2 separate regions of the Mus musculus genome follow, and region 1 is linked to region 2. The links are chromatin loops, found by intact Hi-C in ENCODE. Cell type or tissue: gastrocnemius. All regions are shown on one strand.

Region 1 (5,000 bases), 56 kb after region 2:
CTCCAGAGCCTGCAGAAGTGGGGGTCTTGACCCATGAAGCTACAGGATACAAACAAAGGCCCTGTTTTTATGTGTTTTGTAAAAATCCATGGGAACCTTCTGACCTTCCCTAAGATTTTTAGTTTGTTTGTTTTGTTTTGTTTTTCGAGACAGGGTTTCTCTGTATAGCCCTGGCTGTCCTGGAACTCACTCTGTAGACCAGGTTGACCTTGAACTCAAAAATTCGCCTGCCTCTGCCTCCCGAGTGCTGGGATTAAAGGCGTGTGCCACCACGCCCGACTACCTAAGATTTTTTTTCTTGCACATTCCATGACCGCCATTCTCCAAGCCTCCCACCCAGTATCAGAGATGGTTGTAGTGTGTGGCTGGATTCTACATCCATGCTACACACATTTCTTGATGCTTCACTCATTCTAAAAAGCAACCTGAGAGAGAAAGAACATCTCATCTCCCTCTTCATGAATAAAGAAATTCAGATACAAGCCCGAAGCAGTGGCACACACCTCTAATCCCAGCACTCGGGAGGCAGAGCCAGGCAGATCTCTTGAGTTAGAGGCCAGCCTGGTCTGCTGAGCTGGAACAGGTGGCAAGTCAGAGGCGACACGTTCCAGGACAGCTAGGACTACACAAAGAAGCCCTGCCTCAACAATCCCTCCCTGCCTAAAAGAAATTCAGATACAAAGTTGTTCTCCAACTTTGCAGTAAGGAAGTGTTAGAAGAGGAGTTTGAATCCAGGCAGCCTGGCTCCAGAGTCGATCCTCAGCTGCAGAGCTACACAGTGTGCCCTGTAAAGGAGAAGTCCTTCCTCCTCCTGTGAGACGCTTATGAGTTGGAGGAGGTAGTTGGAGGGTAACTGAGTGATAACAACCCAGAACCTGCCACATGTGCCACTATTGGCAGGGCACATCCTTCCAGTCGCCATGTGAGCATAGATGGGGGAGCTTACTACCCCCTCTCAGAGAGGCCAGGGGACCACACCAAAATCACCTAGCAAGGAAGACTCAAACCCAACTCCCTTCAGACATATGCTGACTCTACATAGCCTAACCCTAACTCCAGGGAGAAGGGAGCTCAGGTTCCCTGGCACCCTGGAGACTTCTCTTTTCCCAAGCCACAAAAGGAGTCCTGGGTTAGGCCTTCTGGAATAAAGAAGATGGCCGTTGGGGGCTAGAAGATTTATTTATTTTACAATTGATGATCCTAGCCCCTCATCACCATTTCCCAAGAGTGAACTGTGAAGACCATTCTAGAGAAGACAACGGTCCACTGAGGATGGGAAGGACGTGTGCCAACACTGTGTTTCCTCTGTTGCCCTCGCTCTTCGTAGGGTTGCAGGGGTGCAGCAGCCAATTCCTGTCCTCCTGAGAAGGAAGGTATTCACAAAGAGTACCATCAGGCACAATAGGGGTGATGTCACACACACAGCTCAAGGGGCCAAGGTACTTGGGTTCGGGTAGCGTCACACTACAGTCCTGGGGAAGTACCACCCAGACCATTCAGAGGTGGCCCCACACCGCCTGCCTCAGGGAGCCACAACAGTGTGCCCTGTGTGCACTCTCTCTTTCTCCCGAGTCCATCGGGGATGCCCACATTCTCTAAAAGTCCCAAAGTGAGCAGGTACACAGTACTGCACATACAGTCCAAGTTAGGATCCGGCTCTGCAGAGGCTGGGAAGAGAGGATGGCAGAGGAAGCAGGTTTGGGGGTATCCAGTATAGGAGGACAGTAAGGATGTCATACAAAGACCCTACGTATTAAAAGACCCTATCCAAGCCGGGCGTGGTAGCGCACGCCTTTAATCCCAGCACTCAGGAGGCAGAGGCAGGCAGATTTCTGAGTTCGAGACCAGCCTGGTCTACAAAGTGAGTTCCAGGACAGCCAAGGCTACACAGAGAAACCCTGTCTCGAAAAACCAAAAAAACCAAAACAAAACAAAACAAAAGACCCCATCCATAAAGCTAAGCCAAGCTGCTCCCGTGCTGGGGCTATCATTCGGGACTGTGGGGAGGGGGCGGGGCCTGTGGCTCCCACACCCTGGAGCCACTTCCTCTTGAGACTCCTGTTTCTGTCCCAGCCCCTGGCAGCTCATTGACCCCAATAGAACACTTCCTCTGAGTCGATGGCTCCAGTGTAAACCCATGCCTCTTGTCTGGGTCTCCTGGCCCAGCGGAGACCAGCTGGAAGTTAGAGAGGCTTTATTAAACAATATTTGTTGAGTGAATAAGTACCAAGGAAGAACAGAAGGGGTATTAACGGATGATGTCCACAAGGCCTATAAATAGCCCAGCTCACGAGTCTGGGTTTCGGTCTGTCCTTGCCAGGGCTTGGCAGACTCTGGCCAGGCTGGACTCATTCTGCCATTACAGGGAGGGGTCTTTAAGCTACGAGACCCCTCTGCAGCCCACCAAAGTGACCCCTTTCCCCTTCCACACCCAAGACAATGAGACTGAAGAGAGACCTTTATAGACACTGCTTTCCTTTGGTGGGTACAGAGGTACCCCTGTTTTTTTAACCAGAGCAACAGAAAGGAATCTGAATCATGTTTTCTTCTACCCAGATTGGCCTGGGGAAGGGCCAGGGTCCTGTAAGCAGACCGTGCAGGTCCTGCTCTCGGCTCAGAGCCCACACGGACAGCATCAGGCTTTAGAGCTTGGTACCCTGTTTCCCAAGGATCTGTTCTGCAAAACCACACCCCGACATGCCCCAGCTGTGCCCTATAGACCAAGCCAGAGTTCTGGCTGTGCTGGCTATTCCAGGCTCTCTGTGGCCACCACAATGGGAGGCATGGGAGGCAATGCCAGCTCCCTCAGGGCTGAAAGGCCAGCCACTCCTCCGCCCTGTCAACAGTGCCCCCTCCTGTCACTAACCCCCTTCTGCCTCTGGACTTCCAAAGCAGTGTTGTTGCAGGTAATTAAAGGGTTTTAATTAAATTAGGATCCCATCTGGCTGGGATCAGTCAGGCCCTTAACGAGGATTGTGTGTCACCAACATCAGAATGTGTATGGGGACTTAGACACGTGAGGACTGAATTTGGGGCCTGGAGGTCCTTCAGATGGGGGGCAGAGAATCCTGAGCTCCCTGGGGCTCCCTGAAATAAAGCGACTTGTACCACCTCCATAAATGAGGCCATGGAAGGGGAGAGCAGCAGTTTCCTTCTTGCCCAGGAGTCTCTAACATTTCTGAGATGTGTTGGGATGTGTGGGCGTTATTTCAGTTCTACCAATAAGGAGACCAAAGTCTGGAAACTGAAGTGCTTCAACACGAGATTCAACAACAGCTTCAAGAAATGGAGATCTTGAGGGCATGAGGGCCCCTGCCTATAGCCTTTGCCCTCGCCCTCAGAGATAGAGGTAGGAGGACTGGGAAGAGCCCAAGGGCAGCTTCTGGTATATATACCTGGGCTAGGCCAGCCTGGGCTATATGAGGCCTTGTCTCAGGAAGGGGGAAAAAGAGGAACCCTAAAACAGAGGGTTGAAGATGATGGGAATTTCATTTTTTCTCACATACAGAAGTCTGCAGGCAGCTTAGGGTTCTCAAAGACCATATCCCCATCCAGCTTGCCACTCCCCCACGTCTCCGTGGCACTTATGCTAGCATCTCCAGGCTAGTGTCCACATTTGCCAGATAGCAGGGTGGATGAGGGACAGAGAAGGAGCAAAGGGTGAACACCTCTACCTTAAGATGCTTGACACTTACTCTATAAGCACTTGACCTAAAGGTCACTGGCCAGATCTCAGCCACAGGGTCACATGTAAAAGACCAGGGTGCGGGATGGGCCAGGGAAATACAGGATTATGTCAGGCAGCTGTGTGCCCAACTAGCAGCTGGGGATCCCATTATGAAGGAGGCAGGGAAGGCTGATGGTATATTAATTCTCTTTTCCTATAACAACAACAACAACAATGGATAAAAATGAAGTCTCTGCCAGGCGTGGTGGCACATGCCTTTAATCCCAGCACTTGGGAGGCAGAGGCAGGTGGATTTCTGGGTTCGAGGCCAGCCTGGTCTACAAAGTGAGTTCCAGGACAGCCAGGGCTACACAGAGAAACCCTGTCTCAGAAAAGCAACCCCCCCCCAAAAAAAAAACCAAATTAAAATGAAGGCTTTGTTTGTTTGTATAAGCTTGCAGTTTGAAGAGACAGTCCATCACAGCAGGGAAGGGATGACACCATGAGAGTGGGACAGCTGGTCACATTGCACCCATAGGAAGCAAAGGGATAGATACTGGTGCTCAGCTTTTTCTTTCTTCCTATTCGGTCTAGGGTGCCAGCCCACCGGATAATACTTCCCACACCCAGGGGCCAGTCTTCCAACTTCAGTTAAACCTCTCTGAAAACACCCTTGCAGACACGACACAATGGTAGAGGTATGGCCTCGACTCCATTCTACATCCAGTCTAGCTGGCAATGCAGATGAACCATCACATATATTATGAGACAATTAGCCATTTCTGCCATAGGTATTATGTAGCAGAACTAGAATATGAATCCATGTCCCGCCGTGGTCCCACCGTGGCCCAGCCTTGGCCCAATAATTTCCCCAACATTGCACCAAGGTAGGGAGAACTCTCACTTTTTCAAATAAGGAGGCTCATTGAGTGATGTGGCACATACCTTTGTTCCCAGCACTCAGGAGGCAGAAGCAAGTGGATCTCTGAGTTTGAGACCAATCTGGTCTATTTAACAAGTTCCAGACCAGCCAAGTTACATAGTGAGACCCTGTCTCAAAATATTCAAGCCAGGCAAAAGTGGCACATACCTTTCATCCTAGCACTCCAGAGGCAGAGGCAGGCGGATCTCAGAGTTCGAGGCCAGCTAGTTTCAAGACAGCCAAGGTTATACAAAGAAACAGTCTCAAAACAAAACAAAACAAAACACTCTCAAAAGAGGCATTGGGCATTGGTCCTTTGTCCAAGATCATTCAGATAATCCATTCCACTCTGGGGACCAGCTCAAGCTCCCTGCATGCCTTGTTGCCATTTCCTTAGAAGCCTCTGCAGTT
Region 2 (5,000 bases):
TGAGTATTCCATCCATAGAACCCAAGGTGGAAGGAGACTCCTGAAAGTTGTCCTTTGACTTCCACATGTACACTGTGGCATGTCTGTGCCCCCTCCCCTTACACACACTGTCAGGGAAGAGCAGCAGTGGCTCAGGAAGCCTCACCACCTTAGCTGAGGAGCTAGTGATGGGCAGCTGATGGCTGCTGGGGGAGGGAGTCGTGGTTTTCTTTACAAGTGTAGCCTCGGTGTATTTCTGCTCAGATAGAAGGGCATTGTGAGCTCAGGAACAATGCAGCTCTGAGAGGAAGCCTCCTCAGCAGAGGTGGTGCAGCTCCTAGGGGAGGGGATCCCCAGCTGAGCTCAGGAGCCTCAGCTCCACATTTTCACCTCTTCCCTTCTTCTTTTCATTGCTTCTTGGCTTCTTCTGCTGAGAGAGTCACATTAGACAGCAAATCTCATGAAAGAGATTTGTTGTAGGGGCCAGGGAGAGGATGAATCCAGGGATGGCTGCCCTCTGCTCCCAGGGTGGACAGTGGGGAATTGGGCAAAGGGCAAGGCATGGATAGGATTTCCTAGGGAACAGAGATTTTCAGGGCAGAGCTTTCCAGATTGAAGATTGGTGGGATTTTAAGTTCTGAGTTTAGGAGCTCAGGGATTGGTGGGGTTTTTTTTCATCCCCTTTTCCCTGTATTGGGCCTGTGGGTTAGGATGAAAAGTCTGCAGGCGATTTTAGCTGAGGTGCCATCTCTGTGGAGCTGCTGGGGAGGCTGGAGAAGTGCTGCTACTGTGGACAGTTCCTGTGGGGCAGCGCCTGCGGGTGGTATTTCACGAAGGCGTGCATGTCTTTGTGCATACACACAGCACTAATTGGACTCAGTGGGTTAAAAGAGACAGATAAAATCTAGAGGCAGAATAATTATTTTTAAAAATCATACCTAAATGATTATATATAAGGGAATTTTCTGAGATTAAATATGGCCTAGAGTTGGACCCAGTGGCATGCAGCTGTCTTCAGCTACTCAGGAAGCTGAAGTAAGAGGGTCTCTTGGCCTTGGGAGATTGACACAACCTACATAGCATAGTGAATCCTGGACTCAAAACCATACTTACTCTGTATCATAAGTCTATGGCTTTGTTTGAAAAGTTTATGATCAAAGTAACAAGAAAATCCTATTGGATGCCAAAAAGAAAAGAAGCAAGCCACTGTATTAAAAAAATCAACATTTTCTCAGGAGAACCTCAGTGCCCTCCCTGCTCTGTTCTCAGCTTTGTAGAAACAGAATGTGTTTGTTTTGCTTTTTGTTTGTTGGCATAGGGTCTGGCTACATAGTTCAAGCTGTCCTTGAACTCTTGCCCCTTGAGAACTGGAATTATAGGCATGTGTACCACACCTGTCTAGAATGTCATAGCTGCACCAAGAAGATGGTTAGGCTATGGACTGTAAACACCATTATAGGTTAATACACACGAAACAAATCATCCAAGGTGTAGAGACTGAGCTGTTACCTCTGAATGAGGCCAGAAAGTCTTTATAAAAGGACACTTTGCCCGCTACTGGCCCCTTTCCTTCTACCCCTTAAGAGATGACTTGAGTTAGTAAAAAGAAGCTACCAGTGAGCCAGTGTGGTGATGCACATCTTCAGTCTCAGCACTAGGAGGCAGAAGCAGAGGAAGGGGGATCTCTTATGAGGGCAGCCTGGTCTACACAGTGAGTTCCAGGCCATTCAGGGATACCACCTAGTGAGACCCTGTCTCAAAAAACAAAACAACAAGCCGGGGTGTGGTTGCCCACGCCTTTAATCCCAGCCTTTAATCCCAGCACTCAGGAGGCAGAGGCAGGCGGATTTCTGAGTTCGAGGCTAGCCTGGTCTACAAAGTGAGTTCCAGGACAGCCAGGGCTACACAGAGAAACCCTGTCTTGAAGAACCAATCAACCAACCAACCAACCAACCAACCAAACAAACAAAAAACCAAAAAGGAGCTAGCAATTAAAATGTCTAGGAAAATGGTTTTAAGGAACTTCTCGGCAAGGAAGAAAGAATCAAAGGCCTGAGATGAAAACAAGCTTGGCTTGTTTATAGAAGGGCAGTGTTTTTTTGAGTTAAAAGATGGTCAAGAAGGGTAGGTAGGCCATGAATTTAACATAAACTGGCTTCCATGTATAAGAATCCTCTAGGGTGTGATAATAAAGACTGAATTTTACTTTAAATGTGGTGTGATCTGGTTGGCATTTTAAAATGTTTACCATGGCTGCTTTGTAGAGACTAGGTTGAGCTTCATACAGAGGAAGTTAGGATGCTAGGAACAGGTAACAACTGTTCCGTGGAGAGATCACTGTGACTTGGATACAGTGAATAATAGAAAGTAAAGCCTAGTGATTGGAAGGACTTGATAATGAACAGAATATACAAATACAGGGGTTTGGCCTAAGCATCTGCGTTGAAGTTAGTGCAGTTAATATTGTAGTTATGCTGGATGCCACAAATAAATACAAAGAACCGTAGAAATTCTGCTTTTTAATTCTGTAACTTTAGAAGGAAAGGAACTGATTTCCTAGAAACAGTAGAATATTATTCTGGTACATTGGGATAGTAAACATTTTAAAGAACTGAGGCTGAGGTGTTAATGTGTGGAGAGTTAGTCTAGAAGGTACATAGTGTCTGTTCTTAGATGAAGGTGTAAACCCGGTCAGTGGCTTGCTCATGTCTCCATGTTAATGACGATGCTCAGAACTCACTAGAACCCAAAACCATTTCTACAGAGTTGCCATTAAAAATGAAATTGAGCCAGGCACAATGGCACATTCTAGCAATGAGGAGGCCAAAGCAGGAGACTCGGAATTTCAAAGCCATCTTCAGTTACATAGAGACTTTGAGGCCAGCCTGTGCTCATAAGATCCTATCTTAAAAAGAAAATGAAATAAAAATCAAATCAAATTTCAAGCTAGAGTATTTAAACATACTGCCTGTGAGATATTTTCCCAAATTTTTACATGTTTAACAAAAGACATATTCTTACATAGAACCTTATGTAAGGATCAGGAAGTCAAAGGATTAAACTATTAGATTAGTAGTTAAAAGGCTCGTAGTCTAACTTAAGCTGCTTAATAACCACGTGACAGGACAGCTGGGAAGCCTGTTTCCTTGTTTGTAAGATGCTTGTTTTGCATGCTTCACCAAGTTGGTAAAAATCCCAAATACGATCATGAATGTCAGAGTGCTTTGAAAATAGGACTGAAGCCACTTAGCACTGAATGCAGTTCTGCTTTGAGGGAGCCCTTCTACTGCCCCAAACATGGAACTAAACAGGCCCTTGGTGGAGACAGGAGGATGAGGTAGGGATACAGATTGTATCACAGCTCTGGATTTTGAAGTTATAGATTCTACTATAGTAGTCAGTTGTACAGACCTATTCAGGTGCCTTGATCGTTCATAAGCAAAATGATTTGTAAAAGAGGGAACTCTGAATCAATTGAATATTATGATGTATGAGTAAGTTTGATTTCACCCCCTCACCTGATAGTCAGAACTTTATTTCTACTCTTGTTGCTGAAATGAAGACAGCAATATAAAGTTAATTTTTATTTCTTACTTTTCCCCTTTTATTTTAGATTTGGGCTATGTAATGGGGTTTTATTTGGTTTCTTTAGAATTATATTATCGCTCAAGAAATGAAAAGTACAAATATGCCAGAGATAGAACAAACAGAAAAAGAAAAGGAAGGAGAAATATTAGAATGAAGAAAGACTTAAAATATTTCAAAGTAGTCTTCCCCCCTCAAAATAAAAAAAAAATCTCGTGTTTTTTTACACACTAAAATTTGAGGTGATTAGAAGAGGGGGGTTGGTTTTTCAGGGCAGCACGGTAGAGAGGGGTGAGAAGGGGCTCTGTGCAAGCATTCCCTGCAGAGACCAAAGTCTTTTTGCAGGCCTGCTAGGTCACTGAGCCTCCCTTTTGTTTAAAAGGTGCTTCCTTACTAAAGCGTGAAGCAGTCTCTTTGTACTCTGTGCTCAGGTCACCCATGCTACATTATTTCTATCAGTTACAGGTTTTACTACCAAGGTTCTCACTAAGGAGATCTGGTTAGAGTCATTGGTTTTGTAGGTGTGATGAGGCTTCATTCAGACTACATTATTGTGTGTTTAAAAGATTACTCTCTTTTTAGCTTTTCTAATTCTGTTTCCCCTGAATTTTGATGAAAGCCCAATAAAGAACATGAGAAATATCATCAGTTAAGTCATCCTTAGTTCCTATCCTTGTTCCACAGAAAATGTTATAATACATATCCTTTCAATGTAAGCTTTATGTGTTCCATCTTCATATAAATTTTAGATATGTAAGTACTTATGTATGTATATACATATATATGTATACTGCACATATTTAAAGATTCTTTTTTCTTTTCTTTTGGACAGGGTCTCTATGTAGTCCTTGCTGTCCTGGAGCTATCTATATAGAATGGGCTGGTCTGGAACACAAAGAGATACTTCTGCCTCTGGCTCCCAAGTGCTGGGATCAAATGTGTGCCACCACACTTAGCTAAAGATTCTACAACAATCACTTCTTCATTTATTATTTTCTGACCTCTATCCATGTTGGTATACATATGCTTAGCCATTCATATTTTGTTTGTTTGGTTTTGAGACAGGGTCTCACTATGTGGCCCTTGCTGGTCTGAAACTCAGACTCACTCACACTCACACTCTTTCTCTTAAGATTTATTTATTTTATGTATATGAGTACACCATTGCTCTCTTCAGACACACCAGAAGAGGGCATCAGATCCCATTACAGATGGTTGTGAGCCACCATATGGTTGCTGGGAATTGAACTCAGGACCTCTGGAAGAGCAGTCAGTGCTCTTAACCCCTGAGCCATCTCTCCAGCACTGGTCTGAAACTCTTAAGTGGACCACGTTAGCCTTGAACTCAACAGAGATCCACCTGCCTTCTGCATTCTAAAATAAAAGCCATGCATCACCATGCCTGGCCCTAGGCTTAATGTTCTAGTGATACCATT

The links. Hi-C counts contacts between places; a loop is a spot of excess contacts. Peaks named below come from ENCODE experiments on the same cell type or tissue, not always from the same donor. Only the 100,000 strongest peaks of a DNase experiment are listed, where the experiment ranks them.
Region 1: a loop joins it to region 2, with 2.1 times the contacts of the local background. A loop is called at or near these places in 2 of 42 quality-filtered maps.

The regions. Positions count from the first base shown.
Region 1 is chr11:95,501,727-95,506,726 of GRCm38, forward strand. No RefSeq gene overlaps it. Among named protein-coding and RNA genes, the nearest start is that of Nxph3, 10 kb to the right of the region's middle. In gastrocnemius, a CTCF peak has its summit at 2,846 (motif pointing left); DNase peaks (open chromatin) are centred at 2,232 and 2,706; H3K4me3 peaks cover 523 bases; H3K27ac peaks cover 1,146 bases.
Region 2 is chr11:95,445,433-95,450,432 of GRCm38, forward strand. The region is part of intron 1 of Spop (speckle-type BTB/POZ protein); the gene reads left to right. Among named protein-coding and RNA genes, the nearest start is that of Spop, 34 kb to the left of the region's middle. In gastrocnemius, no CTCF peak of the experiment used is centred here; no DNase peak of the experiment used is centred here; H3K27ac peaks cover 896 bases.